Linked DNA regions of Mus musculus: all the other regions are linked to region 1. The links are chromatin loops, found by intact Hi-C in ENCODE. Cell type or tissue: heart. All regions are shown on one strand. Links, peaks and the distances in the headings refer to the core of each region. The heading gives the core; the rest is flanking DNA. Region 1 overlaps Gm34184 (predicted gene, 34184). Region 2 has its middle 35 kb from the start of Gm40727. Region 3 holds the start of Gm33980 (a long non-coding RNA gene). Region 4 has its middle 54 kb from the start of Gm33919.

Region 1 (7,394 bases), core at 1,081-6,080:
CTCCCTATTGTTGTCCATCACAAAGACTCAATGAATAAATGAATGTCCTTGTTTTAGAAGGGCTGGGTAGTAACTCCTTATTCCTATTTCCACTCACTTCCCATTCCTTCCGATTCCTACTTTCTTCCATGTTTGTGGAATAGCTAATCCCCATGATTTCCTTCCAGCTCTACTCCCCTGATTGTCCCCTCCTGACTAATACAACCCACAATGTGGATAAAATTACAAAATCATTATGATAGATTCAGTCACCTGTGGCTTTGAGAAAACAGGAGCAGGCTCCTGGGTCTGCAGAGTAAGGCCAAAGGTGTCAGCCGTGGGAATGTAGAACACAGCAGCCTTCCCTGGGGGCTGAAAGAGGAGGCAGAAAGAAGCAGAATCCTTCCGGGCCTTAAAATCTGATTCTCTTAAACATTGTTCTCACTAAAGATTCCAGTATTTATCCTTCTGCTTTGGATCTTCTAGCATTCTGAAGGACACCAATCATGTCCAGCACGTGCAAAGCAGAGACGATGACCAGCCATCCAAAAACCCAAAATAAAGTCATAGGTGGACCATGAACTTGGTCCCTTCTGAATGGCCACAAGTGACCTGTGACCCTTCTTGCTTCCAGCCTTGGCAAAGGCACTTATATTTCTGGTTAGGTCTGGTTGGCAGATATACAACCTCAAAGCTATGTGATTCGCCTTCCCTGCTGGCTACCTTTTCTTTCTCTACTGGAAAACTAGCTGGCCTGTTTTGCAGCATGCTCTGCCATTGTCAAAGGACATGAACTCCACACCAAAGGTACAGAAGCCAACTTGTAAAGGCAAAGCCTGGATAGGTTTCCAAGCCTTCCCAGACTGAACATATATACTATGTTTTAAAGTTGTAAATGTTCTCTGAACATGACATCAAGGATATAGGTTTCTAAGCCTGCTTTTATCGTAAGGATAAAAAAAAAACGGCAATAGAAATTTTGTGTTTAGCTAGAAAAAGTCTTGAACATACAGCTTTTCTCCCTACACTCACTTTTCTCCTTCACTCAGCCTGAAAATAGATCCCTACCCTATAGTCTGTCTCTGCCATTGTTCCTGCCTCCTGGTGTCACATGTGCGTGTTTTTGAAAACCACAGCTCAAGAAATGGGTTTTTGTCCACTTGGTGGGCTGGAGGGCAGACAGAAGCTGCTATACTTGAGATTAGCTGCGATTTCTCTAAGGGAAGAGAATAAATAGAATGAGTACTTAGCACAGAGCAGACCTCTTATATTAGCTCACATGATTTGTGCTGGGTAGTCCAATAAGGACCAACTACATGAAGGAGTGGCTGAGAACCTAGCAATGGCTCAGGCCAAATCTGTAGACACTGGAGAAGGTGGCTTCCCAAAGAGAAATTAGGATGCTCTCTTCTGATCCCGAGGTCTCCATAAAGCATTTGTCTACATCTAGAACAAAAGATAAGGAAGCCCAAGGTCCCAAGGGGACCTCATCTCAGGGGCCTGTGCGTCTTTCCTCTGCTTCCTCAGCATCGGTATTAGTTATATGTCTCATCGCTATAACAAAAATACTTGACTAGTTGGGCACGGTGGCGCACGCCTTTAATCCCAGCACTCGGGAGGCAGAGGCAGGCAGATTTCTGAGTTTGACAAGAGTCTTAATGTAGGAAAGAAGGGTTTGTTCTGGGTTACAGTTCCTGGGACACAGTCCATCCTGTCAGGGAGACACAGCAACAAGAACAGGAGGTGGCTGCTTGGTCACATTGTGTCCAGTCAAAAAGCAAAGACTGCTTGCATTCAGCTTCTTTCTCCCACGGTATGGTACCACCCACATTTAGGGTAGTCCCCTTACTTGCATTAACCTAATCTAGAAAACCTCTAGTATACCTAGGCCCAGAGATTTGTTTCCATGGCGACTCTAAATTCTATCAAGTTGATGCCAAGATTAACTACCCAGAATCCTTAATTTGTATGGGGTCATCCATATTCAGAGGCTTTTCCTAACTTCCAAAAGCCCAGCTATTCACAATCCAACATGCACGGTGCTAAGGAAGCCAAAGGATGTCGGGGTAAATTTTTCCAGACAGCTCTCTGGATCTAGATTCCAGCTAGAAGGCGCCTGAAAAGTAATATTATCTAAGCAGAAAAAAATCATCGTTAGGAGGTTTCCCTAGGCTGTTTAATTTCTCTGCTGACAACAACTGTTCAAATCTTATACCAAATCCCTTCTCTCCAGCCAAATGTATCCTTTGGCCCAAATCTGTATGTAGTTTCTCTGATGCAGAATAGCTTCCACAGCCAAGCCAATGAGTCAGTTTTTAAAGTCTTTTAAAATCCAAAGAGATGTGCTTCCAGAAGCCTCCAACAACACTCCAAGGATGTGCGCATGAGTCTAAATACTCAGGTAAGCATACTAGAGGGGATATACATAGAGATACAATCTATGTATTTGTCCTGTCCCCTTTTTAGCTCAGACATACGAGGGAGAAGGAGGGTCCTATAGCGATGGTTCTCCAGTCCCTCCCCAAGGGCATCAACAAAGTTCTCATTCACTTAGGAAAGATAACAAACTTGCATAAACACCATGCTGCGAAGGTAATATGTGGACAGAGAGACAAGCTTCAGGCTCAGTCTTGTTGCTGGTGGTTGCCATCATCATCATCATCATCATTTTGCTTGTGTATGTGTGATATATACATGTGTTCATGGGTGTGTGGACACATGCGTATGGATGTGCATAAGTGCATATGTGTGGAGTTCAGAAATTAATATCACTGTCTCCCTCTATCTTTCCTCACTACTTACTGAAGCAAGGTCTCCTATCTACCAATTCTGCTAGACTATCTAGCAGTTTGTCCCTGAGATTTCTCTGTCCTGACCTCCCCCCAGTATTGGGATATAGGTAGGCTTCCATGCTCACCCAACGTTTATGTAAGAGCTGGGGATTTTAACGCTATTCATTGCATGTGTGTCCCAAAGTGCTTTGCCCACTGCAATGTCAGTTTTATAAATCACTAGCTGAGGGATTTGAGCCACCAGTCATCCAGCCTCCCAGACTCCCGTCCTCTTCTGCTTGTGGCGGTAAGCAGACCTCATTGCACACCTACAGCACAGAGCTAGCTGTAAGCAAACTCAGCTGAGGACAGCTGATGTGACAATGTGTATTGTCTCAGTGACATGTGTGCCCCATTGGGACTGGGGGACCCTGCCATGCTAGAGAGAGTCAGAATAAATCTGAAAACATCCAGCCAGCCTGGCTGGCTGTCACTCTGCTTCTCCCTGCAGTGTCTTGTGCTTGTGCCAGGGAGGTCACATTGAAACCATGAGTCCGACGAACAGAGGCCATGCATAGAGATAACGCCACCAGCCCCAGCCATGAGGCAAGGCTTAGAGGAAGACAAAAGAGTCCCAGTTGTTCATTTCTCGTCAGCTTTGCTCTGAAGGCTCCGTCCCCATCTGTCCCTGCCATGAAGACACTTGTTCACACCCAGCCTGCTTCCTGCCTGGATCCCTGCCACCTAGTGCTGTCTGACTTCCTGCCCCCTTCCTGTCTGCTGACTCTCCAACAGTGCCAAAGAGGCAGGGACAGCTCCTTTCAACTCCGTGCCTAACAGGCTAAATTCTGTAGCCCCAGCCTTTTTGTGGAGGGAGTGGGGGGTCTCCTCCAGAATTGTCTTCCAATTGAAACTTACTTCCCCAGACCTTACAACTTGTTTTCTTTCTTCCTAACATTTCCTGCTGAAAGCCAATGCCCAAAGCCACTGCTTCACCTCCCTGATTTTTTTCCCCTTGTCGTTTAACATAAATCAGTGTGCTCTGGTTCTCAAAACTAAAAGCCACATATAATTAAAACCCCAGCACAGAAAAAAATGATTTTGAGGTTTGGCACCAAGTCCTGGGGGATTAAAACAGAAGGATGCACTCGCCCTGCACACCCCTGCAGGGGATTGCTGCCATTCAGAAATGCACCTCAGGACTGAATGGTCTGATCTCTGCTCAAAAGCCATGCAGAAGTCTTGCCTCACCCTACAACACACACACACACACACGCACACGCACACGCACACGCGCACACGCACACACACACACACACAAATACACATACACACATAAACACACACACACACACACACACACACACACACAGAGCTTTCCCTTTTCTGAACCTGGACCCAAATTCCTTTCTTTCTGACCATCTGGTCTCCTCATTTTAACTTGGCCAAGCACAGCTAGGCAGGTCCCCCTCCCACTGTGAGGGTACAAAGGAAGAAAAGAGGACCCAAAATGGGCCTGACCTAGCCCCAGACTTCAATTCTATGCTACTTAATGTGCAATAAACCATCAAAGTGATGGATTCAGGGATATGTGCCCCCAAGCCACACTTGTTCAAAACTAAAGGCAGAGAAGAAAGAATTGAGAATAAATAGTCCTGAAGCTTTGGGGGAAAGTGACTGAAAATTGTTTCCCACTGTTCCCCGCAGTCATGGCTGGCAGCACTTGCTCTAGTCTTCCTCTAACAGACGGGCACTGATTAGAAGCTCAGCAAACCCAGTCACCTCTTCCCCTGGATGAAGCCCTTTTAGCCTTGATATCTGGTGCCTTCTCTCCCCTGTGTTGGAATAGAGACAGAGTTAGAACTTACTCAGCCTGTCATTGACCTCTAGGAGCATGCACAAGGTCTTTGACAATGTTTGAATGTCCCACAGCTTTAAACAGGAGACAGCAGATGAAGTCCCAAAAGTCATCGAATGCCTGATAGTAAAAGGCAAATGTTAACCAAGAGTATCCCCAGCAGAGTAGGGTATGACAGCAGCCAACAAAAGGGCATCTAGGTAAGGGGTGCAGGGTCCCAAGGGAGGTGACCACGGTTTCTGTAGGATTGTCCCTGCTAAAGTAGTAGTTCACCCGTTAGCTATAATGGGCTGAGGGCTGAGTTTAAGACACCTGGAGGCATAGCCTGAGGAAGGCAAGAGACTCAGAATAATCCAGAAAAGAAGGTGAGAAATTGCTGGTTGGACTGTAAGCTGGGTCATCTACTCTGGAAGTCAGTCTGGTGGTTCCTCAGAAAATTGGACACAGTGTTACCTGAGAACCCAGCTATACCACTCCTAGAATATACCCAAAAGATGATCCAACATATAACAAGGACACATGCTCCACTATGTTCATAGCAGCCTTGTTTAAAATAGCCAGAAGCTGGAAAGAACCCAGATGTCCCTCAGTAGAGGAATGGATACAGAAAATGTGGTACATTTACACAATGGAGTACTATTCAGATATTAAAAACAATGACTTCATGAAATTCTTAGGCAAATGTATGGAACTAGACTCCTGAGTGAGGTAACCCAGTCACAAGAGAACATACATGGCATGCACTCACTGGTACGTGGATATTAGCCCAAAAGCACAGAAACCAAAATACAATTCACAGACCACATGAAGCTTAAGAAGGAAGGCTAAAGTGTGGGTGATTCAGTCTTCCTTAGAAGGGGAAACAACATACTCAAGGGAAGAAATACGCAGACAAAGTGTGAAGCAGAAACTGAAGGAAGGGCTATCCAGAGACTGACCCACTTGGGGATCCATCCCATAGATAGTCACCAAACCCAGACAGATTGTGGATGCTAAGAAATTCATGCTGACAGGAGCCTGATATGGCTGTCTCCTGAGAGGCTCTGCCAGAGCCTGACAGGTACAGAGGCAGATGCTCACAGCCAACCATGTGACTGAGCATGAGTCCCCAATGGAGGAGTTGGAGAAAGGACTGAAGAAGCTGAAGGGGTTTGCAACCTAATAGGAAGAACAGCAATATCAACCAACTACATCCCCCGGAGCTTCCAGGAACTTAAACACCAACCAAAGAATACACATGGAGGGACCCATGGCTCCAGCCGTATATGTAGCAGAGGATGGCCTTGTTGGGTATCAATGGGAAAAGAGGGCCTTAGTTCTGTGAAGACTCAATGCTCCAGTGTAGGGGGATGCCAGGGTAGGGAGGTGGGAGTGGGTGGTTGGGTGGGGATACACCCTCATAGACTCCGAAGGAGGAGGGGGAATGGGATAGGGGATTTCTGGGGGGAAAACAGGGAAAGGGGATAACATTTGAAATGTAAGTAAAGACAATATCCAATAAAGTTTTTTTTTTTTTTTTTTTTTTTTTAAAGAAATGAGGTTAGAGGGTGTCTTAGTCAGGGTTTCTATTCCTGCACAAACATCATGACCAAGAAACAAGTTGGGGAGGAAAGGATTTATTCGGCTTACACTTCCATACTGCTGTTCATCACCAAAGGAAGTCAGGACTGGAACTCAAGCAGGTCAGAAAGCAGGAGCTGATGCAGAGGCCATGGAGGGATGTTCTTTACTGGCTTGCTTCCCCTGGCTTGCTCAGCCTGCTCTCTTGTAGAACTAAGATTACCAGCCCAGAGAAGATCCCACCCACAAGGGGCCTTTCCCCCTTGATCACTAATTGAGAAAATGCCTTACAGCTGGATCTCATGGAGGCATTTCCTCAACTGAAGCTCCTTTCTCTGTGATAACTCCAGCTTTGTCAAGTTGATACAAAATTAGCCAGTACAGAGGGGGAGAAGAAACCAGACCCTCGGTGTCTTGGAGGATGCTCCAATGGCCTTGGCTTTTATTCTGCATGGGAGAAATAACACAGTTTTAAGCAACGTAGATTAGAATTGCCTTATATTTTGAAGGGTTGATCTGGCAGAGAGAGTGTGCTATTCCCTCACATCCATTTCTTTCCTCTTCCTTATAATAGAAACCCCACACTTTCGGCTGGACACATGGCATAAGTCATGAAACTAAGTTTAGCCAACGGTATGTGCTCCAAAAAGTTCACTGCAGCTTTTGATATTTTTCTTCTTTGTTTTTGCCCTTCCTCTTCAACCTGGAATGCAGACATGATGTCTGGATCTTTACCTGTTCTAGTTCATTATGAAAACAAGGGTCATCCCCCACCCCCACCCCCCTGTATGGGATGGTAAGAAGTTTGGACCAGAGTCCTTGGGAGTAGAGCCATCCCAGCCCATTAAGGCTCTCTCTAGGCAGTTATCTCTGTTTCTGGTGGTTAAGTGGAATCCTAATTGGTATAATCTTCCTGGCTACAATTTAAAGAATAAACTGTAGGGCCAGCAAAGGTAAAAACAGGGTTAATCTCTAATTTTCAACTAAGAACACTAAAGGTTGAAACAGTTAAATGAAGCACATTAGGATTGTGGCATATCTATATTTAAACCCTGCCTCTTAGACATTTTGAATGTATGATTTCTTAGCCTGGCTGCCTGACTTGGCCCTGGAAGGAGCAGTGATGCCAGGACCACATGCCACCAATGACTGTGGGTGCCTGAAATGGACTCTGGAAAGATAGCGTGGCCTGCGCGCAGAGTTGCCGTCATCCACCTGTCGGAACA
Region 2 (7,394 bases), core at 1,515-6,514, 84 kb before region 1:
CAACAACCTTGTGATGAAGGTGTCACCATCCTCTTTTTATAGTTCTGGAAATGAAGTCATCAAGAAGTTAAATCACATAGACCAGCCATAGACCAAACATCTGGCTGACTTTTATGGCATTTGTGGTGTGTGTGATGTGTATGTGTGATGTATGTGTGTGATGTATGTATATGTGTGATGTGTGTGTGTTATATATGTTTGATGTGTGTATGTGTCTATTATGTGTGTGTATTTTGTGTGATGTGTGTAGGTATATGTGTGTGTTATGTGCATTATGTGTGTGTGGTGTGTGTGACATGTATGTATTGTGTGTGATGTGTGTGTAATGTGTATGTATGTGTGTGTGATATGATATGTGTGTATGTGTATGTGTGTGTGATGTGTATGATGTGTGTATGTATGTGTGTGATGTGTGTGATGTATGTGTGATTTGGGTGATGTCTATGATGTGTGTGATGTATGATGTGCATGTGATGTGTGTGATGTGTGCGTTGTGTGTTTACAGATGGTTCTCCTGTGCCTAGAATATATCTGAGACAGAGTAATGGGGTGGAGGCATAACTGGAAATAAAACTGGTACTCTTATTCCTTGTTTTCATTCTGGGTCATCGTGTAAAAAGCTTCCAGAGCTTTCCAGAGTACAACTGCTCTAGGCCTCTTAGAGACTAGGAGATGACACCCAGGAATCTGATTTTCATATACTTCCCAGAAGAGTCTGATGAAATCAGCTCAACTGCAGACTGCAGAATCCACACAGCATGCAGTACTACACTGCTTGGCCAAAACTTTCCAGTGTTGAAGGTTTCTACAATGCAAGTAAAACCACAACATATACATGACAATTCATGTAATTTATGAATTGTCCTTTTGAAATGACTCATTTTTCACAATGCTTCCAATTGCTTTCTCCACAATAGCCATCAGAACAGAAGGGTTAGATCTTGGGAGTCAACTGGTTCTTCCTAACACATGCAGTCCTCCCAATTCATCAGGTTTTGGCCTCATTGTCCTTCCTACTGAAGAAAGCAACTCTCTTGATTAATCTAGGAAGTAACTCAAGTTTCTTTAAATGTCAGTTTTGTTTTGTTTTTAAGGAAGTGAGACCAGAACCGACCTCGTTGACCCTGAGATAATCTTATGTCTTGTTTGACAAGGAGGGTGTTCCAGCTTAGCCACACTTAGTCTAAACTGTGAAACTAGGTGAGAATCCTAGATAATACAATCATTCTATGACCAGGAAGCAAAGAGATCCAAGAAGATGAGTTTTGTTCATAACTACTGAGGAATTCTTAGGCCTTGAAAGGAAAATAACATAATATGTGACCAAGATAGGCATGCAATTCTTGGGCCCCAGGGGATGTTAAAACACAGGTACATGATCATTTACTTAGGAAAGTGGAAAGCAGTTCAAGCATCTAGTGAGTGATTCTGGTGGCTTATTTAAGAGTCCAAAATTCCAACAAGATAGTACACTCTGGTGGTTATGGTACCTCGGGTACATCTTATGCCAATACTTGTTTGAAAAGAAGCTAGATACAGAAGAAACTGTTTTCCCCCTCTAGGACAGAGACCATCTCAGAGTCAACAAAATGTTTCCCAGTACTGTAGAATTGGAGCAGGCACAGGATTCGGGTCTTAACATCACACCCAAGGTCTAGTGGACTCTGCTGGACAAGCTTGGCAACCCTTCAGGATGTGAGAATTCTAGGCTAGCCTTGCACTCCTGGATCCAGAGACAGCTGTTTCAATGTGTGTTCAGGCCACCCCTTTATTCTCCTCACGTGACAAACATAAGTCACTGGGCAAGAGTCCACTTGGTCTTTGGTGGAGTTTGGTCTCTAGTCCCACAGTGTCCCAGAGTAGTCAGGGAGTTTCCTAACATTCTTCAGGGAAGTTGTCACTTCCAGCCCTGCCCTGTATTGTATTCCCTTACAGAGTTAGATGTTAGGGAATTGATCTCATTGAATTTCCCCAAGATCATACATTGAGGTGCAAAGCAGGGCTCAAGCTTGACGTGTCCCAGAAGACTGACTGTCGCAACACACAAGTTCCCAAGTAGACACCAAAGGGCAGAGGAAGGCTGCACAGATCACAGGGCTGAGATGGTTTATGTCCCTAAAGACTTTCCTGATTTTACACCTCAGAAGAGTGAAATGTGAAGGGCAGACATGAGGATCAGGATTGGAGTGTTTGCCTGGCATGTGTAAGACATGGCCCAAGGGAAGTGGCACTTTTAGGAAGTGTGGTCTTGTTGGAATAATTGTTGCCTTGTTGGAGGAAGCGTATCACTGTTTACATGGGCTTTGAGGTCTCCTGGTGCTCATGTTGCACCCAGTGTGGAAAAGAGCCCTTCCTTCTGGTTTCCTGGGGAAGACAGCCTCCTTCTGGCTGACTTTAGATCAAGATAGAGAACTCTTGGCAACTCTAGCACCACGTCTGCCTGCATGCTGCCATGCTCCCTACTATGATGATAAAGGACTGACCCTCTGGAACTATAAGGCAGCCTCAGTTGACTTTTGGTAGCATGTACATTTCACTTAGGCTTGAAGAGATGAGTTTTGCTGAACTTCTTCCAAAATGCTCGCATGGGTATTTTCCTTTTCCTTGATGTCTAGTCATCCCCAGTGAACTTAATCCAGCCTTTCATCTCTACATGCACCCAAAAGGCTTTCTCTAAGATCTCTGATGTATATTACCTCACTTAATCCAATAGCAAGTTTCGGTCCCCATTTGACTGGACCCCCCTAGCAATATGCAAATATATTCTTTGTGCTTTGGTGGCAATTTATTCCACCTATGTAATCTTATTCATTTATATTTTGTGGTTCTGGGGATTGAACCCAGGGCTTTACAAGTGGTTTGCCGCTAAACTATCCCTCTATCCTCTAAAACTCTTAATTCTCTAATATGTAAAAATACAACTGAGACTCCCTCTTTCCTAAGGTTATGATGAGAATTATAGAAAGTGTGTAGCAGAGTGATCGGCACATGGGAAATATGCTGCACAATTGCGAGTTGCTATTCCTGGAAATTCTTCTCTCTATCTTTGAATGCAAGTGTGGTGGTTTGAATATACTTGGCCCAGGGAGTGCACTATTTGGAGGTGTGACTTTGTTGGAGTGGGTGAGGCCTTGCTGGAGGAAATGAGTCTTTGTGGGCTTGGGCTTTAAGACCCTCCTCCTAGTTGCCTGGATCTGGAATTTACTTTGTCCCAAGCTGACTTTGACTCAGGGATCAGCTTGCCTCAGTATCCTAGGGTTAAAGGTGTGTACTACCTTGCCTGGGCCTAAAATTTTCATGGCCACTATGCCTCAAGAACTCCATGTCAAGATCCAGGTCAGAAGTCTGTGTCCTTCTAGACTTAAGATCTGGATCACAGGTGTGCCCTCCATTTCTGGATTGTAGTTCATTCCAGATGTAGTCAAGTTGACAACCAGGAATAGCCATCACAGAAAGTATTAGAGAAGACCATAGTAGTTGAGAAAATAAAGAGGACTTGTCACCCACCCAACTAAAGAGCTTCTGAGTTACCCAATGGCTTTTAGACAATGCTTGTCATGCCTGAACCAGAGCACAAAATCTCCTTTCCTTTCTGTTTTCAACCTCTGGTGACACCCTCCCAGCACAAGGTTCTCCTACAGAACAAAGAATCCCTGGAAAACCATCAGCTGGAAGGAAAGCTGATTTTCTCAGTGCTTCTTTTTAAAAAGCAGCTGAGCTTCTGCCTTCAAAGCCTCCTGCAATCTCCATCCTGAATACACAGATTTGGACTGGATTATATGCCCTAAACCCTGAATGACTCTGATCATCGTGACAGGGGACACCATACTGAGCATTAATCAATCCAGGGGCTTTTCTGGGCTAGTGATATAGACAACTGCTTGTGAAAGGTGAATGACAAAGTAAAAAGTAAAGTGATGTTATAAAGAGGAAAAGGAAATGGAACTTTGTTAGCCTCAAATAGCAAAATGTCCAGTACACCATTTATAGGGCTCCACATTCCCCACTTTGCTTCCCAAGTTCTTCAGAATGTTTTTCTATTCTCAGAGAGTCTATAGGGCTGTGCCAGTTGTTTCTAGCTTCTCCTTCCCATTGCAGAGTAAGTTCCTTGAACACAGGGGTCTCTGCCTTATTCATCTTTGGCCTCAGCCCCCACCACAGACACTGACATTTAGTATGTGTGCATCCAATGCCTAAATAAGCATAGTTGAGTGGAGATGAAATTCTTCTTGCTTAATGGAAAAGTTTATTCCTGTAGCAGTGGGAATGGAATCCCGGCAAGAGACTGGAAGTCAATCTGTCTCTATAAATTCCAATGCTCATGCCCAGGACTTCCACTGGACAGATGCTTTTTGCATTGTGAAACACCCAAGCATGTGGGCTGCCTGGAATCACGTGTTTGCTTCATCTTTCCTCACCCCATTTCCTGGGAAGGAGCAGAGCCTGTGGGGCCCCAGTGCTCTCTGCATGTTTTCCGTTTCATGTTTCAGCCAATAAATGAGAAGGCTCCCTCGCAGGCCACTTAACGTGTATTACAGACATTTCCTTGGACAAGTGGACTCTTCTCTCTCTGGGAGCCCAAAGCCTGAATGATCTGCAGACCCAACCAAGCCACAATCAGAACACCCAGCAGCTGAGGAAAGATTGCTTTGAGTTTTACATTGTGACTTGAAGGCAAGCTGTTTGGCCTCAGAATATATCAGGGTTTCACAGCACAGGTGGGTCTGCCTTGAGCAGGGAAAGCCTGCACATCTGGAGGAGTGAACATCTGGATGACCCCACCCATGGATAACACAGTCATCAGTGGGACTGGGGCATTGGGTCATTCCTTTCCTCCCAACTCCTTTCTTCTTACTTCAATTTTAGCTCTTTTTTTTTTTTTTTTGAGACTGAACAAGGGGAACTTTTGCAGGAATAAAAGAAAGAGTTGCTTCTGAATCTAGTTTCCAATTCCAGACTCATCATTACTAGCCAAAGCAAGATGAAATTAAAAACTAGGGTTTGGCTATCCAGTGCAACAAGCTGAAATCTAAGGCTATAATACATAAAACACAGCCTCTTGCAAAACTAAAATTCCCTGCAAAGCCACAGAGCACAAAAATAGCATCTGGTTCTTCTGCAAAAGTAACCACTTTTCCTCCACACCAGAGCTAACCCAAGAGATCCAAGTGGTGCTTGCTACTGTCCATCTAATCGGAGAAAGAAGGGAACAATAAAACAAGAAAGTGAGACTGATGCTCTGAGAATGGAAAACTAGAAGGTTAGAATGGGGTGGGGGAGGCAGGAATGTTCTATTTCGAAGAGAGGAATCCAGGAGGGGGAACAGTGTCAAAACCACCAAGGCGCCAGGTTTGTCTGGCAGTACAGCCTCTCCCAGGAGACACGTGCTTACAAACCATAACACTGACCACGCTCTGCCCCCCCCCCAAATTCTTTCTATTCTAAAATGGAAATTGCAAAGGGACTTTTATGTTTGTTTTCTCAAACCCTCTTTTCCTCTGAGTGATGAATCTCGAACATTTTCCTCTAAGCAACACAATGCCCAAGTGTTACCGGGCTGTTTATAGTATCCAATGACCTTCCAAGCCCCTAATGTTTATGATATGTGAATTGAGAATATCCGAGAACAGTTTGTCTATCTAGTGGAATTTTAACTTTCCCATTTTTGCTTGACACTTGAAGCATCAATAAAATGAGATCATGTCAACTCACATCTCACTGGATGAAAGTCAAGCCTTGTAATGGGGCTGGGCATCAGAAACAGGATTCAGATGTTGGGGATTGGTTCTAATGCTTTGTCTTAAATCTGTGCTTGTAGACCTGAGAGTCCCTGCCCCCAGCTGGCTTCAATTGGTAATAGAGAATTACTGTACAGCCATTGGCAGAGAGACGGGGCAGAACTTTTAGGTTTTGTGGGCAAGAGAGAGAGAGAGAGAGAGAGAGAGAGAGAGAGAGAGAGAGAGAGAGAGAGAGAGAGAGAGAGAAGAAGAAGAAGAAGAAGGAGGAGGAGGAGGAGGAGGAGGAGGAAGAGGAGGAGGAGGAGGAGGAGGAGGAGGAGGAGGAGGAGGAGGAGGAGGAGGAGGCAGAAGTGCTAGGAGGGGAACCAGAGGGATTAGGTGTAGGAGTGAATCCCAAAAAATGGTCCTAGTGGGCACTCCCCCACTGGGTCTGGGGTAACAGGAATGAAATGTTGACTTAGCAAGTTGACACAGGAAAGTTGAAGGAGAGAATTATTCTAGCCACGGGGAGGATTAGAAATGTTCAGCCATTGAGCTAGTCAAGGCATACAAAAATTAGTTGGTGTGTGTGTGTGTGTGTGTGTGTGTGTGTGTGTGTGTGTGTGTGTGTGTGTGTCTCATTTGGGAAACCAGAGAGCTCTTAGGTGGGTACAGCACACACATGATCTTCAAGAAGCCAAAGCAGTTTAACCAATATACCACTACAGAAGTGTGCAATGTGGCAGGAAAAAACCCACTATTCAAAATTATTTATAGATTCTCAGATGGAATATACACATACCATGATATAAGATCAGGAGAAGGGAAGGATTGGCTTCTTAACGGGCTACAGATTTTGACTGACCCAAGTGGAGATTTCTTCCCATAGTTCACTAGTACAAAGAGTTTGGGCTCAGAGAGCCCCTGGGAGTCCCTGCTGTGCAAAGAGACAGGCTAGCTGCTCAGAGGAAGGCAGAGACAGGCAGAAAATAGAAACTGCCTGCCTCCTACAACCAGATAAATAAAGAATAGAGATATATACAATTTGATTTAACCATTTTTAAGGATAGAAGGGAGTATAATGATAATTATTTAAATGTTCTTAAGTATACATAGATGAATAAATATTTATTTGGGGGCTTCTGACCTTAAATTATATGTCAAAGAGCAGGGGGTAAGTAGAAAAAACTTGCCTCAGACAGATAATAGAAGCCTATGTTAATTCAAGTTATATAGAGAAAAGGGACATATGTACCCACAGATATATTAAACTCCATAGAAGAGAGGATTTCAGTGTACTTAGATGGATAAATAATTGGAGGCTTTTGATCTTAAATTATAGGTCAAAAAGCAGGGGATAGGTAGCCTAACCTATCTCAGACATTAGAAACTTAGACCTTGGTCTCACTATTAAAAATTAATCTTGTGAGAACAAAACAGGAGATAGAGGAGAAGCTCTGCCTCATCAGATAATATCTGTTTAGATTGCCTTAATTGCTTTATGTTTTTTTAATTACCAAAATGAAGATGATTATAAAGTTGGTGGCATCTATGATACTAAAACTCCTCTGGGAGAGAGGTCATGCTATACCTTTAATCCATTAATGGTTTTCAGTTACTAGACCAAGGACATGCTATTTTGGGAGAGATGTTCTTTATTTGCTTTGATAGGAAAGG
Region 3 (7,394 bases), core at 1,119-6,118, 130 kb after region 1:
CCTACTGCAACAAGGCCACGCCTACTCCAATAGGACCACATCTTCTAATAGTGCCACTCCCTGGGCCAAGCATATGCAAACCATCATAAAGGTAAAAGATTGGTTTGTCATCAAGGGTCTGAATTTCTTTCATCTTTTCCCCTGTGTCTTGTAAATAGTCGCAGCCTCAGAATCGATGTTGCTGTAATGCCACCCAGAACCTCCAAAATTCTAGATACAAGAAGGAGAAACTACAAACACTCTGTGATTGCAGTCTAGGGCTGCAGGATTCACTAAACAACCTCCTGTTACATCTTGGGCCAACCCTCCAAGCAAGCTAGTGAGTTAGCTTTTAACTAAACCCACTGATTCCCAGAGCAAAACCTGATGTTGGTAAGACCAAGGAAAGAACCAACATTGGATAGACAAATGGCAATATGTAACCCTGAAGAGAAATTTGTGAGATTCAGACACCAACTGTTAAGTCCAAGAATACAAAGGTTATAAAAGGAACTGTACGAAGAAGTTATTCGTGGATGTGTGGTTTCCTCTGTATCATTTTCCATGTCTTAGTCAATTTTCGATAAGGGGCAATATAATCAAATGGTTTTTTTTGTTTTTTGTTTTTTGTTTTTAGAAAAATTGATTCCCTTCTCAAGTGCGTACATCAGTGAACAAGACAAGAGGACGCCCCACACAGGAAGTGCGCCTGGAATTCAGCCCTTAGCAAGGAGAACCTGATTGAGAGAGATGTGTGAACCTTGACATGCATGCTAATGAGACACTGGTCAGATCTTGAACTTGCCTCCAGTCCACCTCCACTCTCCTCTGCCCTACCTCAGCCTCACACTTCCCATTTGTAAATCCTGGTATTAGCAAGTGGGAGATGCTAGAATTTCAACCCAGCTGAGTTTCTGTTTCCCCTCAACAACTGTGATAGTGCCCAGCATAGGAGTGGATTGGTCTGCTTTGGGCACCTCATCCAACCGCACACAGACTTTGACTGCAGCCCCAAAGACTCTGTTATGATCTCTCCTTTACCATCTCCTGTTTGTTTTATAACTGTGCTCACCATCAGCCCCATGTGGCTATTTCAATTGAAATTAAACAAAAACATTTTCAGCTTTTCAGTTATATGTTTGAGTTGGAGGCCGGAGGTTCTCAGTGTCCAAATTGGTTGGCAGGATCATTACTGTTCCCATTACTGAAGCACATGCTAAGCACTGGAGGGTGGCAATCACACACAACTCACCTGTGTGAGCCACGAGGCCCGCACTGAATGCGTGGGAAATGAACGCACCATCTAGTGCCTCCGATCTGACAGGCTGATGCTGGGTGGGAAAGGCGTCTGGCTGGAGATAACTTTTCAGCCAAGTCCCCAAGGTAATTACATGAATGGGTGGGTCAGGAAGAGCAGAGCACTCAGAGGAGGAACTGACGATGACCAGTGGGAAAGGCTCAGGGAATTGGAACCCGCCTGCTACTGTTCCCGGGCTCCTTTCCCGCTGCCAGCTAAAAGTCATGCGAGGCTGTGCTTTCTTATCAGGCTTCCTCCAGCGTGCACACAGCCTGCCTTGGGAGGGTAAAGTCTGGTTTTGACTAATTGGACTCTTGGCAGGTTGACAGTCAGGCAATTTTTAATTTTTTGATTTTTTTTTTTTTGCTTGTTTGCTTCATTGGTAAGTTTTGATTAGAGGTGAAACTAGAGGGTACCCCAGAGAATCACAAAGAGTTGTCCCAGAGATTTCCAGCCACAGTCAGCATGTGTACAGAACGCCAGTGAAAATGGATGTGTCTTCCTGGCCCTGGGGCACTGGAAGATCTCTGAATTCCTCATATAAGCTGTTCAACCCCCAGGGCAAAAGATTCGCAGCCAGGCCCTGCTGATTTGCTCCATAACTAGACCTGAGAGTCATCTTTTTTTTTCCCCTATTCACTCATAGGTTGAAACCAAGCCCAACCATCCACTAGTTATGTGAGATCTCTGAGTTTTCTTTTCTCTACCACAGGGGTAAACAGAGTCGGAAGCATGAGACAATCTACTGGAGGCAGAGTCCCACGGTAGCCAACTGCATGTGTCTGCTTGGCTAGGTCACAGGGTGACCAGAGATGTGGTGCAGCATCACTTTGGCTGTGTGTTATGGAGACCCTGGAGCAGTTCATGTCTGACGTAGGGAGAAAAGCAAGCCACACTTTCCAATGACAGTGGACTCAAGCTCTAACGGATCAAAAACCCAGGAAAGCTCTCTCTCTCTCTCTCTCTCTCTCTCTCTCTCTCTCTCTCTCTCTCTCTCTCTCTCTCTCTCTCTCTCTCTCCCCCCCCCCTCTTTCTCTTCACCCCCCCCCCAGCTAGAACAGCCTTCTTCTGCCTCCAGACATGAAATCCAGCTAGAATCTATTCAACTGGCTTTCCTGTTCCTCTGGCTCTCAGCCTCAGACCGAAATAGTGCTTCTGGCTCACCTGGGTCTCGACCTTATCCATGTCAATCACAGGACACAGCCTCTATAGTCGCCAGGAGTCAGTCTCTGTACTCAGCCTCCATCGGTTCTGTCTCTCTAAGGGACTCTGACGGACACATTGCCTAGTCCAGTGTCTCATCTGAAAGGCACTGTGTAATGGTTTGTTACACACATTAATAATAATAATAATAATAATAAATGTTTTCATTTTCCATATTACAAACATTTCTAAAGTTAGTCATTCTAAGGCTTGAAGGAGTAATTATGCTATGTCTCAGACTCTGGGACAAATGGCTGAGGAGCCTATTTAACAAATCAAGTAGACCTGACCACCAGATTTTCCCAGCATCCTTCAGTCCCTTCCTGTTTACATCCTGTCCTTCCCCCAGAGGCTCTTCCCTGTAGAATCCAAACACTTTAGTTACCTGCTCATTTTGTACCTCTGCCCTCTTGGCTGCTGTACCTGGTTCCCCTCTCTTCCTACCTCCCTTCCCTATCTCCGCCCCCACCCTCACCATGCCCCCTGTCCTTCTATCTCCTCCCATGGCTCAGGGTCATGTCTGAACTCTCCCAGATGGCCCGGCCTCTAGCTATGCTTTCCCACATGTCTATAACAAACTTTCTCCTCCACTATACCTAGGAGAACTCATTCTTTCCTTGTCCTTTCTGCCTCATTCACATATTAGCTGCCATTTATCAAGTTCCTACTTAACACTGATTTTTTTTTTTTGTTGGTTTGGTTTGGTTTGGTTTGGTTTGGTTTGGTTTGGTTTGGTTTGGTTTGGTTTGGTTTGGCTTGGCTTGGTTTGGCTTTGGTTTTCAGGGTTGTCAAAAACAGGGTTTTTCTGTGTAGCCATGACTGTTCTACAACTCAATATGTAGACGAGCTGACCTTGAACTCATAGAGATCCCCCTGCCTCTGCCTCCCAAGTGTTAGAACTAAAGAATGCCACCACTTCACAGCTAACAATAATCTTCATAACAGTTTAGAAGTGCCCCCTCATTACCTGCTATTTACCTCGCTTCTTCCCTGATCACTCAATGCCAGGAGGACTAGTGTGGTAGCCCCTTGTCTATTCCATCCATGCCTGGCCTCCCATATGGCAACAAATGCATCTTCTTAAATATCCAATCAGAGTCCATCTCCACCATGCCCCATACCTGCCAGGGGCTGCCCGTCGGACAGGCGGAAAGAGCTAGATCGAAGTCCATCACCAGTCACAGTTCTTCAGATGTGTACTCCATCCATTCAAGTGTGTGCTGTAATCATCCCTTCTGTGGAAACTGAGATTCACTTCACCGAGAGTAAAGAACTTATCACAGGCTGCCCAGCAGGCTGGTGGCCCCACTGAATATGAGGACATTGATCACATAGGTACTCAGCCCATTTGCAGGCTGGAGGCTTGGGAAGGTCCACGCTGTTCTCTCATCGTCTGGTCCCTTGGAGGTACCTTTCAGAGAGGAGAGTTCATGACATCCTTTGGTGTAGGGTGTTCTCTCTACTCCTTAGAATGCCAATGAACTCAGCCCCCAGGGAGTGCTCCTGTAAGCTTCCCTGTCACCCCCTGCCCTGTCTCAGCCTGACATTCCCATGGCCTTTGTCCCCTTTCCCAGAATGCTCTTAGCCTTGACATGAAGGACGTGCTAAACCTTGGCAAGCATCCATTTCGGATACCTAATGTTCTGTGACTAATGACTGAGCAGGAGGGACTCTGATAGAAATATCCCATGGATTCTGTGTCCCTTAGTCCCCCTACAGGCCAACTTGGGAGTTAATCTACTCCAACCTCCAGTATACAGCTCCTGCCACTTTGGTGTCTTCTGGATATTAGTCATCTACCAACATTTAAAGTTGATGTCACATGGATGGCATTCGTTCACACTTTAACCTTTTGAACACCTGCCTTCTTTGGGAGGATTCCTTACTATGTGAACTATGAAATCGAAGAGGGCTCTCCCTCCTGTCTGACCTAAGAAGAGTTAGCAGGGTGCTTCAGCTCTGGCTATGACTCCTAAGCAGGCCATGCAACTGCATGGAAAAAAATCAAAGCTCTGTGTTAAATGGCAACAACGTTTGGTACCCTGACAGCAGTTATGGAAATGGAACACTTTCTGCAGAGGGACCATAGCTGTGACCTGACTGCCTGGGAGATGTAGGTCCTGGACACGTTCTCCAATTTTCAGAACTCTGCCATCACCCTTTGAATGCTTTTTCTTGTTAAATCTGCTGCTGTCATCCAGCAACCTTGAGTGGTACCCACAGAGATGCAGACTTGGGACACGGTAAGATGGCACACGGAGCTCCATGCAAAATTCCCCAACTGTCCTGATTTAAGCTCATTGCAAGCTGCCAAGTCTAAAATGAGGGAGAATTACAGGGAGAATAATTACAGGGAGAATCCATGACAGAGATCTTAAGAACCGGGAGCTAGCCAGGTTCTTGAGTCCTGCAGACTCATGTCCATAGCATATATTCTATGGGCACATAGACACAGCCTGAACACGTAAGCAATTCATTGCACAACAGGGCCAGTCTAGTAGGGCATTGTGAGGTGTTAAGTGTTCCTTAATACACAGCCAGCACCAGGAAGACAGGGAGGCGGGCTGGGGCAAAGGTGACCCTAGGGAATGCTATGTCAGAGCTTCCTCACATGTAACAGGTGCCTTGTGGTTTCCGTAATTTCAGAGTCTTGGAGAAGCCCTGCTGTTTATCAGATCAAAAGGGCACAGAAAATCAAGCTACAGGTAGAATCTTCTGCCGCTTTCAGCCTCCCTGTCTCCATCCTTCGTTGAGTCTTGTAGTTAAGCTGCATGCGTGGGCATGACATCACTTCGTTTCAAAGCAATTCCCAAGAAGGGCGCTGTTTGTCATCCTCAAGTTGTTTATATCACAAATGAGGAAGCTCAAACTCCAAGAGGCAGGCAGGTATGGAGTGGCAGATCCGGGAGCTGAGCCCAGACCAGCCAGGCTCTAAATGTCACATTGTTTCTACTAAGTAGGGGCTGTTTTCCTTTCCAGGGCAATTGTCAAGGGCCCTAACCAAGAAGGGCTGTCAACTAAGGCCTCTGACAGTAGAATGGACAGGAAGTCTTGTGGTGGCCGCAAGTGATAGATATATGGAGGTAGCTGCCCATGAGATGTGGGTATGTCAGAACTGGGCTGGGTTACTAATGCAGAGCGACTTCTGACCGAGTTGTTTTCTCAAGAAGTCTTGGTGGGGACATTGTTCTAGAAGAAGGGGGAGTGGAGTGGAGGAGGAGGGTGGAGGAGGAGGGTGGAGGAGGAGGAAGGAGATGAGAGGAGGGTGAATGGGAGCAGAGAGAGAAGGCCAGAAAGAGAAAGGCAGAGGGAGAAGGAAGGGATGAAGGAGGGGAGAAAGGGTTGAGTTAAGGCTTTATCTTCATTTGTATCTTCATTCCTGTTCTGAATGGAATTCTCTAGAAGCAACAAGCCTTTCAAGATGTCAGCATCCCTCCAACCTCCAGCTGAGGCAGAGCCCCTTCACCACTTACATATGTCTGCTGGACAGGAACCTCTTAAGACCTGTTCAAGATAACACAGCTGTGTACAAGCGGAAAATGGAACAGTTTCGCAGCCTTGAAGAGAACCTCCTTGAAGATGAGCAATTTGCTTCCTTTGGAGCCTTCTGAGGGCACCACTCCCATCTTCCCCACCACAGCCCTAAGGGCTTGCCAATGCTGTATAGAAAGAGAAGCTTCATGGAGCAGCAGAGCTGTCCTGCCAGTGGCTCATCTCTGACTGATGGAACAGTCATTCCCCACCTGGACTGTAGTTGACTTGGACAAAAATATGTTTGTTTCCCCCAGTGATGCTGATCTTTGCCATGATGGGAGTTCTGCACATCTGGCCTCTTGCCCCACATGTCACTACTCCCTGGACAGCCAGAGCAAGGTACATGGCTAGTAGTAAGGGTTCAATGAGGCCAAGAGTTGGACCTCAGTCTCTTGTCTTCATCCTTAAAAGTGAGAGGTTTGTCAAGTTTCAGGCTCCCCTCAGGCTGGGGGATCCCGTGGATCGGTCTACGGTCCCGTGGGAGGTCAAGAGCATAGCCATCTCAGACTCTTGCTGTAAGTCCCGTGCTCCAGTCACACAGATGACAGGCCATGTGCCTTGCCCTCTGGTCTCAGTTCAGAATCAGGAGTGAAGGGAAAGATCTGCTTGTGCCCTTGGCAAACTCAGGGAGCAGAACGCACAGCCAGTGTTTTTAATATCATCTCTGCCCTTGTTCAGAGACAAACCTCTCCATGAGAGAGCAAACCACAGGATGTCCATCTCCTGGGGCTTAGTCATATTTACCACTCCAAGTCGCCTCAAGAGCTGCACCTGTCTCGCTCACCCTGATGTCTCCTCACACGCAGCACTTAACCCCCATCTACTGTCACATACCCACATGACTTCCTGACTTCTTGGCAGATCAGCTCCACCTTAGAAGCAGCATACAGAGGTCATGCACAGTACAAAGAGAGACTGTCATAAATAATGTGGGACTCCCCATTGTCCCCTTGTCTCAGGCCAGGGTCTTATTAGGTCAGCTTGGCAAAAGCCTGCCAAGTATTTGGCACAAGGGAGGGGCTGGTCTCTGGAGTATTTGCAGCTCTTCCCAGGCATTGATGTAAAAGTCTTAAAAGAACAGAAGGCACCCAGGACAGGCAGCACATATAGCTCTGGGCACACAGCAGAATGAGTGGCTATGTGAACACACACATCTTGTGTCCGCCTGTTCCTGAGACTTCTCCTGGAGTGCAGTGTGACTGTTTCCAACTAAGCTTCAATCATTAGGTTTGTGAATTGACAAGGAACTGAAAGGAAGGGATTGGCTGCCACACAACGTCTATCAATCAAGACTTGTGCGGAAGATTGGTTGGAGGTGGGAGAGGCAGAGTTGAATGAATGCTTGCCCAAGACTTTGATTGACACTGAGGAAGGCATGACT
Region 4 (7,394 bases), core at 1,648-6,647, 190 kb after region 1:
CTCAGCCTGGAGGCAGCTAGTTAGGGCAGTTGGCCTATCCCTGCTCTCCATAGCTAGGAAACTGGCTTCCTCCTGGGCTGCATTCAAGGCACTAGCTTTGTTAATCCTACAGATGCTTGCTGGTGACTAGGGTGTCAGCTGATAACTACTGCTGTTCCTAAATAAGAGGGAGGGTTTTCACAGGCAGGGAGAAGAGAGTGGAAGACAACACTGAGCTGGTCAGAGAAAGTATTGCGCTGGCACCCTGGGTTCTCAGCTCTCATTCTGTCTCCCACCACTCCCTCGTGAGTTAGGATAAATAAACCCTTTCTCTTGCAATTCATTGTAATGAGATGAAAAAACTACCACACTGAATACCCTGTCTGTGCACACATCTCTTCCCTCTTTCTCTACCTTTTTGAACAGTGCTTTTTCAAAATGTCTTAGGCACAAAGTGTAATAAACCAAAAAAGAAGTGGATGCTGGAATCCAGTGAGCAGGACAGTTAAGAATTGCTATCTGCTTGCACTGTGCTAGTTAATAATGATACTTCCAGGGACAAAGGGCCCAGTCGCCATGCCCTTACCCTACCCCATAGAAGCTTCAGGAAAGTGCCCTTTGCCAAACAGAATGTTGAAAGTGTCGTCCCTCATCTCCTCATAGGAGAAACCCCATCAGGCGCAAGATAAGGTAGTACCCAGATGTTCCCAGGGATAAACTAGCCATTGATCTGTATCTGACTTGGAGAAATCCTCTTAACCTAACAGATTTCTTTTAAAAAGGAAGGAAGAAAAGTGTGTGTGTGTGTGTGTGTGTGTGTGTGTGTGTGTGTGTGTGTGTGTGTGTGAGAGAGAGAGAGAGAGAGAGAGAGAGAGAGAGAGAGAGAGAGAGGGAGGGAGAGGGAGAGGGAGAGGGAGAGGGGGAGGGAGAGGGAGATTGCCATTCTTCTAACACCTCAGGTCCCTCTAAAATCCAAGTAAAATACCCGCTGTGTTTTCTGCAGAGAGCTGACTGTTTATTGTTTTCCAAAACAGGTTTCAGCTCCTGTTTCCTTAACATCCTTTCTTTCCCATTAAAACATGTGTCTGAGACACCCCCAAAGCAAAACATAGTGGTGCAGGCTTTTAATCTCAGCTATGAAGAAGTAGAGGCAGAAGGATCAAGAGTTCGAGGTCACCTTCTGCTACATGGGATGTTTAAGGCCAGCTTGAGCTATGTGAGACCTGTAAAACAAACAAACAAAATAGCTCAGGGATACAGAGCTTGTGTGGTATGCAAAAGGCCCCAAGTCAAAGTACCAGCACTGAAATAATAAGTTACAGACAAGCTCTCACTGCAGACTTTATGCTTAGATAGATGATAGGGAGATAGATAGATAGATAGATAGATAGATAGATAGATAGATAGATAGATAGATAGATAGATAGGTAGGTAGGTAGGTAGATAGATAGATAGATAGATAGATAGATAGATAGATAGATAGATAGATAGATAGATAGATAGATAGGGAAGAGACAGGAACAAAAAAGAAAGGAAGAAAAATGGCCTAGAAGCCATATCTATGGCTTGTATTAACATTTAGAAAAATCTGTCTTTTCTGCTTCTGCCCATACAGCCCTTGACTTGAGCAGAGATAAAAATTTATTCCTGGGGATTGTTAATCCCATGGGCCAAGAATAAGACCACTACCACAATTTTTGAGCCAAATTTGAAGTAAGCTTTATTAAAGACTAGCCAGGTTCATACCTGGGATTCCCAGAGAATGGTGTCAAATTACATTAGACAGAGCTTATAAAGATGAAATCCAATAGGTTACATACTTCCCCACCTTCATCCAATCAGAGCTTAGCATAGATCCTGACGTACTTCCTGTCTACACACCTCCCACCTATGTGTGATCAAGCACACCCTGTGCAGTTGGGACAACAAACCTTATTAACTGAAGTGTAGACATAGAGCTTTTTCTCTTACACGAACTATAGCCCCAGCATTCCGGGAAGTTATCTGTCCATGAGCAAGTGGGGCTCACAGGTTACAGCCACTTTGGTTTTATAGCTCTCTTACACACAGTAATTAAAACTTCAAACATAACTTTCAGCCTCACAGAATTTCTTGGCACTCTGCTTCAAAATGTTGGAAAACTCGTCTCTGTTTCCCTAGTGCCAGCTGTGATTGGAGCTATGACTGTTGTCATGGACCCCAACATGAGTAGGGCGTACTGGGTGAGTGCTGTGTGCACCCCATTTAGAGGAAGAAAACTCGGAGATAGGTCCTGTGGTGTATTAGTCATTTTTCTCATTGTTATGAACAAATACCTGATGAGGAGCAACTTAAGAGAGGAAGAGTTGATTCAGGCTCATAATCTGAGAATCCAGTCCACTGTGGTGAGGGATATGGAAGCAGTGTGGCTAAGCCCAGGGTAGAAGGAGCAAGAACTCCTTGATCACATCTCTGAGGAGCTGAATACTAACACGAGCTCTCTTTCTTTTTTTCTTTCTTTCTTTTTCTTTTTTCCTAGAGTCTATCCAAGCTCCCAGCCCGTGGGATGATGCCACCCCCATTCTAGATTTGTCTTTCCCCTTCAATTAATTCTTTCTGAAACTCTTACAGGTATGTCCAGGAGTGTAGCCCCAATCTCCCATATCATGCTCAATCCAGTCAGGTTGACTGTGTGGTGGGAGGTGGTGCACTGGGGACTGGGACATGAGGACACAAGGCAGCTGGTCACAGTAGCTGCAGTCAGGAAACAGTGAGATGTGTGCTGGGTTTCTGGTCAGTTTTTAATTTTGACTTTTTAAATTGTATTTAGCCTGGGGCCACTGTCCACGGGATGATACTTTTCACATCCAGGGTATTTCTCTCCATGTAGGACAAACTCCTCCGGAAACCCCTTCAAGAGACACACGGACAAGTTTATGTCCTACGTGATTCCAAGTCAGGTCAAGTTGATGATGGTCAGTAACCATCACAGAACTCCTGAACCAGCACTACCACAGCCACATAGTCACCAGCATCCCAGAGATCCTGCACCAGCACTACCACAGCCACATAGTCACCAGCATCCCAGAGACCCTGCACCAGCACTACCACAGCCACATAGTCACCAGCATCCCAGAGATCCTGCACCAGCACTACCACAGCCACATAGTCACCAGCATCCCAGAGACCCTGCACTAGCACTACCACAGCTACATAGTCACCAGCATCTCAGAGACCCTGCACTAGCACTACCACAGCTACATAGTCACCAGCATCCCAGAGACCCTGCACTAGCACTACCACAGCCACATAGTCACCAGCATCCCAGAGATCTTGCACCAGCACTACCACAGCCACATAGTCACCAGCATCCCAGAGACCCTGCACTAGCACTGCCACAGCTACATAGTCACCAGCATCACAGAGACCCTGCACTAGCACTGCCACAGCTACATAGTCACCAGCATCACAGAGACCCTGCACTAGCACTGCCACAGCTACGTAGTCACCATCAGCAAGCTAGTTCTTGATACCAACAATTACCGCCAATATTCTCATGGCAAGTCAACACTACCTCTACTCAGCATTTCCAAGATCTACTCATCTTCCTCATTACAAGTCACTGCTGTCATTCCACTCTCTGCCATCACAGAGTAGAAAGTAGACATCTCTACTACTCAAAGCATGAACACCATTGTGACCACCATTCTAATGATTGACACCTTGATTAAAACCCTAACTACTACCAGCAACAGCGCCATCGTTATTTCCATCTTTAAACAAATCGTCACCATCATTGTCACAGCATCACCACATACACAACAGTGTCTACTGCTACTGCAACCATGACCACCATCACATGGCCGCCATCACATGATCGCCATTGCCACTATCACCACTACTGTAATAGAATCCTTAGTACACATGTACTGTCAGTACCATGACTACTACTAGTACTGTATCCACACCCTTCCTCCTCAGCATGCTCCCAAAGCCTGGTGTGTGTGTTTTATAAATCTTAGAATAATGTGTACATTTTGTACTGAGTAGTTACTGCCTCAAAAAAAAAAAAAAAAGGACACAGACTTGTTCGTTTATGCATCTCTTCACACAGCAATGGCGTGAGTCAAGGCATTAATGAACTCTTCAATGAGTACTATAAGGAGAGATCATATATGCTCCCCCCCATTGTGTAATGAAGGATATTTTTACTATGTAGCCCTGTTTTAAAGATGAAGACTCTGGGGTTAAATAACTTACCCAAGGCCACAATTAGTAAGTGGCTGGACTAAAGCACGGAGCCAGTCACTGGACTCCAGGGTCATTGTTACTAATTACCACAGTGTATTTTGTCCCAGCTTTTCCTGATGTTTCTAGCTGTGAGAGAGATCACAGAGGAAAAGTAGATACCTCTGGGGAACCTCAAAATCTCAGGAATGTGGCTTGCCTAGGTCCTGATTGGGCAGCTTGACAACTGAATTGGCTATGTCCTGACAATGCCCTCCTTTAAAAAAAAATCCCCACTTCTCAGGGGACATGTTCAAGCCTAGGTTAAAGGTTGATTGTTCTAGCTTGTTACTAATGAGCTTCCTGTCTTCAAAGAAGAAAACAAAGGCTCTCCAATAAACACAGCTAAACAGCTGATTCCCAAGGTCTGAAATGCCCAGAACTCCTAAGGGAGTTGAGTTCGAGTGTGTGCTCCTCACACGGGCCAGAATAATGGCAGGAAGCTGTCAAGGAGCCTGATGTGTGGGAGGACTGCATTCACACCACAGGGTTGGGCCTCTGATGCTGCCAGAGAAGCACCACCCCTGGACTCCATGTGACCAGCAGTGGACTCCACTAATGCCTTCAAAACATCCCCTCCCAGTTCCAGCACTGCTAGAGCTAGCAGGAGGAATCTGCAAAAGACATCGTGCTCAAGAATTCTGTGTGTGTGTGTGTGTGTGTGTGTGTGTGTGTGTGTGTGTGTGTACCACCTACCTAGTTTTATTCTGAGGCAGGGTACCCACTGGCCTGGAACTTGTCAAATAGACTAGGCTGTCCAGTAAGCTTCAGGGATACATTTGCCTCTGCCTTCCTAGTACTTAGATTACAAGGGTGCCACTGCTCTCAACTTTTCTTTCTTCTCCTCTTTCCTGCCTACTTTCTCCTCCTCCTCTTCCTCCTCCTCCTTCTTCTTTTTCTTCTTCGTCTTCTTTCCCCTTCCCTTCTCTCCCCTTCCCCCTCTCCTCTCCCTCTCCCTTCTCCCTCCTCCTTCTCCTCCTCTTCTTCTGTGGGTTCTAAGGATCAAACTCAGGTCCTCATGTTTACATGGCAAGTACTCTACTGACCGGGACATCTTTCCAGTCCTCCTACTATATGTGTATACACACACACACACACACACACATATGCTTTATTATAAAGACCTTTGCGATTAAAAACAAAACTAAACAACACACATACAAAACAAACAAAAATAAAACCAAAACAGCATCCATCAAGATTGGCCAGACCCAAAGTCTGTACATTGCTGCTTCTTTTAAGTCAAGAAATGTAGCCAAGGTTTCCATCCACACTGACCTTACACAGCTTTGCATTCTGAGGGAGACACGTGGGAAGCTGTGAGCCCACTGTTTCCCCTGCCCTTCTGGGACCCTGTAATATTTTCATTTATGGGCGTTAACTGTATGCTACCTGCCACATTCAGTATTTCTCTTCATTGTATCAGCTGATCTCCTGACAGCCCAACTAACCACGTGTGAGAACAATAATGAAACTGGTGAAGGGAAGAGGAGGAGAGTAATGGAGAGGGGTAGGGAAGAGGGGGAAGGGAAGGAAGAGAGAGGGAAGATGGAGGAGGAAAGGTGGGTTGAAATCAAGAGGTTTGGGCTCTGCTCTAGACTCTGTCCCTGAGACATGATTCAAGTCTCTTCACTCCCATCTCTGGGCCTCTGTTTCTGTGGTTACAAAAGACTGGAGAAACTTTCCATTAAGGTCTCAGCCAGCTCTGGTATGCAGGGAACCCACTGTCTCGTAGGCGAGACAGGACCAGGCTATGTTCTATTCCCTGTGATCTGGGGCCTACCGAGCAGGAGGGTATGCACATAAGCTTGTACACTTGGAAAGGCAGCTGCAGTACGAGGAGGAGGAGAGAGAAAGGGTGGTACAGAGTTGCCAAAGGATGCCACCAATTCTCCTTCCCTTAGAGTAGAGAATTTGGCAACCCTCAGGCTGTTGCTATTTGGCCTCAGACTCCTGCTCTTTCTGCTTCTATCCCCCAAGGGCTACTGTTACAGGTAAGTGCCTCGAGCCCAGCTTTATCAGAATATGTCTTAGATGAAGGAAGTGTACTTAGGAAGATGAGGAGCCAGGTTTGGAAGGCAGCTAGCCAGTCACCCTTCCTCTGTTCTGCACTGCACAGATCGCACCTTGACACACCCGTGGTACACCACCCGTTGCTCGGACTCCAGCTCAACCCTCCTGTTTTTCATCTTCATGTTCCTACAGTCTCCAGCTACTGCCTTCTGGCTACTATCCCTGGGCCCTTGCACAGTGTCATGCAGACAGTGTCATGCCCAGAGTTCTAAGTGACAGAAGGACACCCCTTGGCTCTCAGGTCCTCCTCTGGCTAACACTTTGTCAGCCAAATAGGAGGGGCAACTTTCTCTAAATGGAACACCAGTGCCCCATGCATGTACTAAGAGTTTACTCTTCTGGCTGAAACTCAGGAAGGTGGAACAGTGCAGGATGCTGGAAGTTAAGTGCCTGCTTAGTCAATCACTTATCTCTAAGTACCCAGTGACTTCCAGGATGGGGTGAGATACCTTGAAGAGTTTTAAAATAATGGCTGAGAGGTGACTCTGGAGGAAAGAAAGACTCCTTCCATCTAGGAGGTTTAGGGATGCAGATCAAAGTATGGTACTAAGGAAGAGGCTCCCCTAAACAGTATGAACCCCTGGATTTTCTCTGAAACCTCAACCAGTGGAACTGATGTGCACAATAGGTATGGAGCTGGTAACCATGTACAGGATTAAGCCAGGAGGAAGCTGTCGCATGTGCAGGTTAGATATAACCATAGGGAGGCAGAATGGAACAGCTAAATATGTAGAAACTACTTGGCTGTGCTGCACCCCATCTGGAGGAAGACAAGGAAACGTAGAGGATGATCATATTTAAATAAATCCCAACACAACAAGAAGCTCACAATGGGAATGGGGTGTAGTCCACTGGCTAAGGGGTTTGCCTAGCATGCACAAAGTCCTGGGTTTGACCACCAGTGCTACACAAAACAGCTGTGGTGGTACATGCCTGCAATCCCAGCACTCAGGAGGTAGAGGCAAAAGGATCCAAAGTCCAAGGTCATCCTAACTACACAGTGAGTTCTGGGCTCTCCTGGGCTTAATCGTTCCCCATCTCAAAATAAAGGGAGGAGGAAGATCAGGAGATATTTG

What was found. Hi-C counts contacts between places; a loop is a spot of excess contacts. Peaks named below come from ENCODE experiments on the same cell type or tissue, not always from the same donor. Only the 100,000 strongest peaks of a DNase experiment are listed, where the experiment ranks them.
Region 2: it touches region 1 in a loop (2.5-fold over the local background); 2 of 42 quality-filtered maps call a loop at or near these places.
Region 3: it touches region 1 in a loop (2.7-fold over the local background); 2 of 42 quality-filtered maps call a loop at or near these places.
Region 4: a loop joins it to region 1, with 3 times the contacts of the local background. A loop is called at or near these places in 3 of 42 quality-filtered maps.

What each region holds. Positions count from the first base shown.
Region 1 is chr10:84,056,915-84,064,308 of GRCm38, reverse strand. All of the region lies in intron 2 of Gm34184 (predicted gene, 34184), which reads left to right. Among named protein-coding and RNA genes, the nearest start is that of Gm34113, 24 kb to the left of the region's middle. In heart, for the core only: no CTCF peak of the experiment used is centred there; a DNase peak (open chromatin) is centred at 3,468; H3K4me3 peaks cover 532 bases; H3K27ac peaks cover 1,277 bases.
Region 2 is chr10:84,141,224-84,148,617 of GRCm38, reverse strand. No RefSeq gene overlaps it. Among named protein-coding and RNA genes, the nearest start is that of Gm40727, 35 kb to the right of the region's middle. In heart, for the core only: no CTCF peak of the experiment used is centred there; a DNase peak (open chromatin) is centred at 4,487.
Region 3 is chr10:83,931,440-83,938,833 of GRCm38, reverse strand. Gm33980 (a long non-coding RNA gene) reads left to right here and starts at 5,309. Exons shown (of 3, transcript XR_380635.2): 1 at 5,309-5,365; 2 at 5,459-5,583; 3 at 5,882-6,116. It overlaps Gm34043 (a long non-coding RNA gene), which reads left to right. Exons shown (of 3, transcript XR_380636.3): 3 at 617-1,098. In heart, for the core only: a CTCF peak has its summit at 4,203; a DNase peak (open chromatin) is centred at 1,433; H3K27ac peaks cover 373 bases.
Region 4 is chr10:83,869,224-83,876,617 of GRCm38, reverse strand. No RefSeq gene overlaps it. Among named protein-coding and RNA genes, the nearest start is that of Gm33919, 54 kb to the left of the region's middle. In heart, for the core only: no CTCF peak of the experiment used is centred there; a DNase peak (open chromatin) is centred at 4,717; H3K27ac peaks cover 708 bases.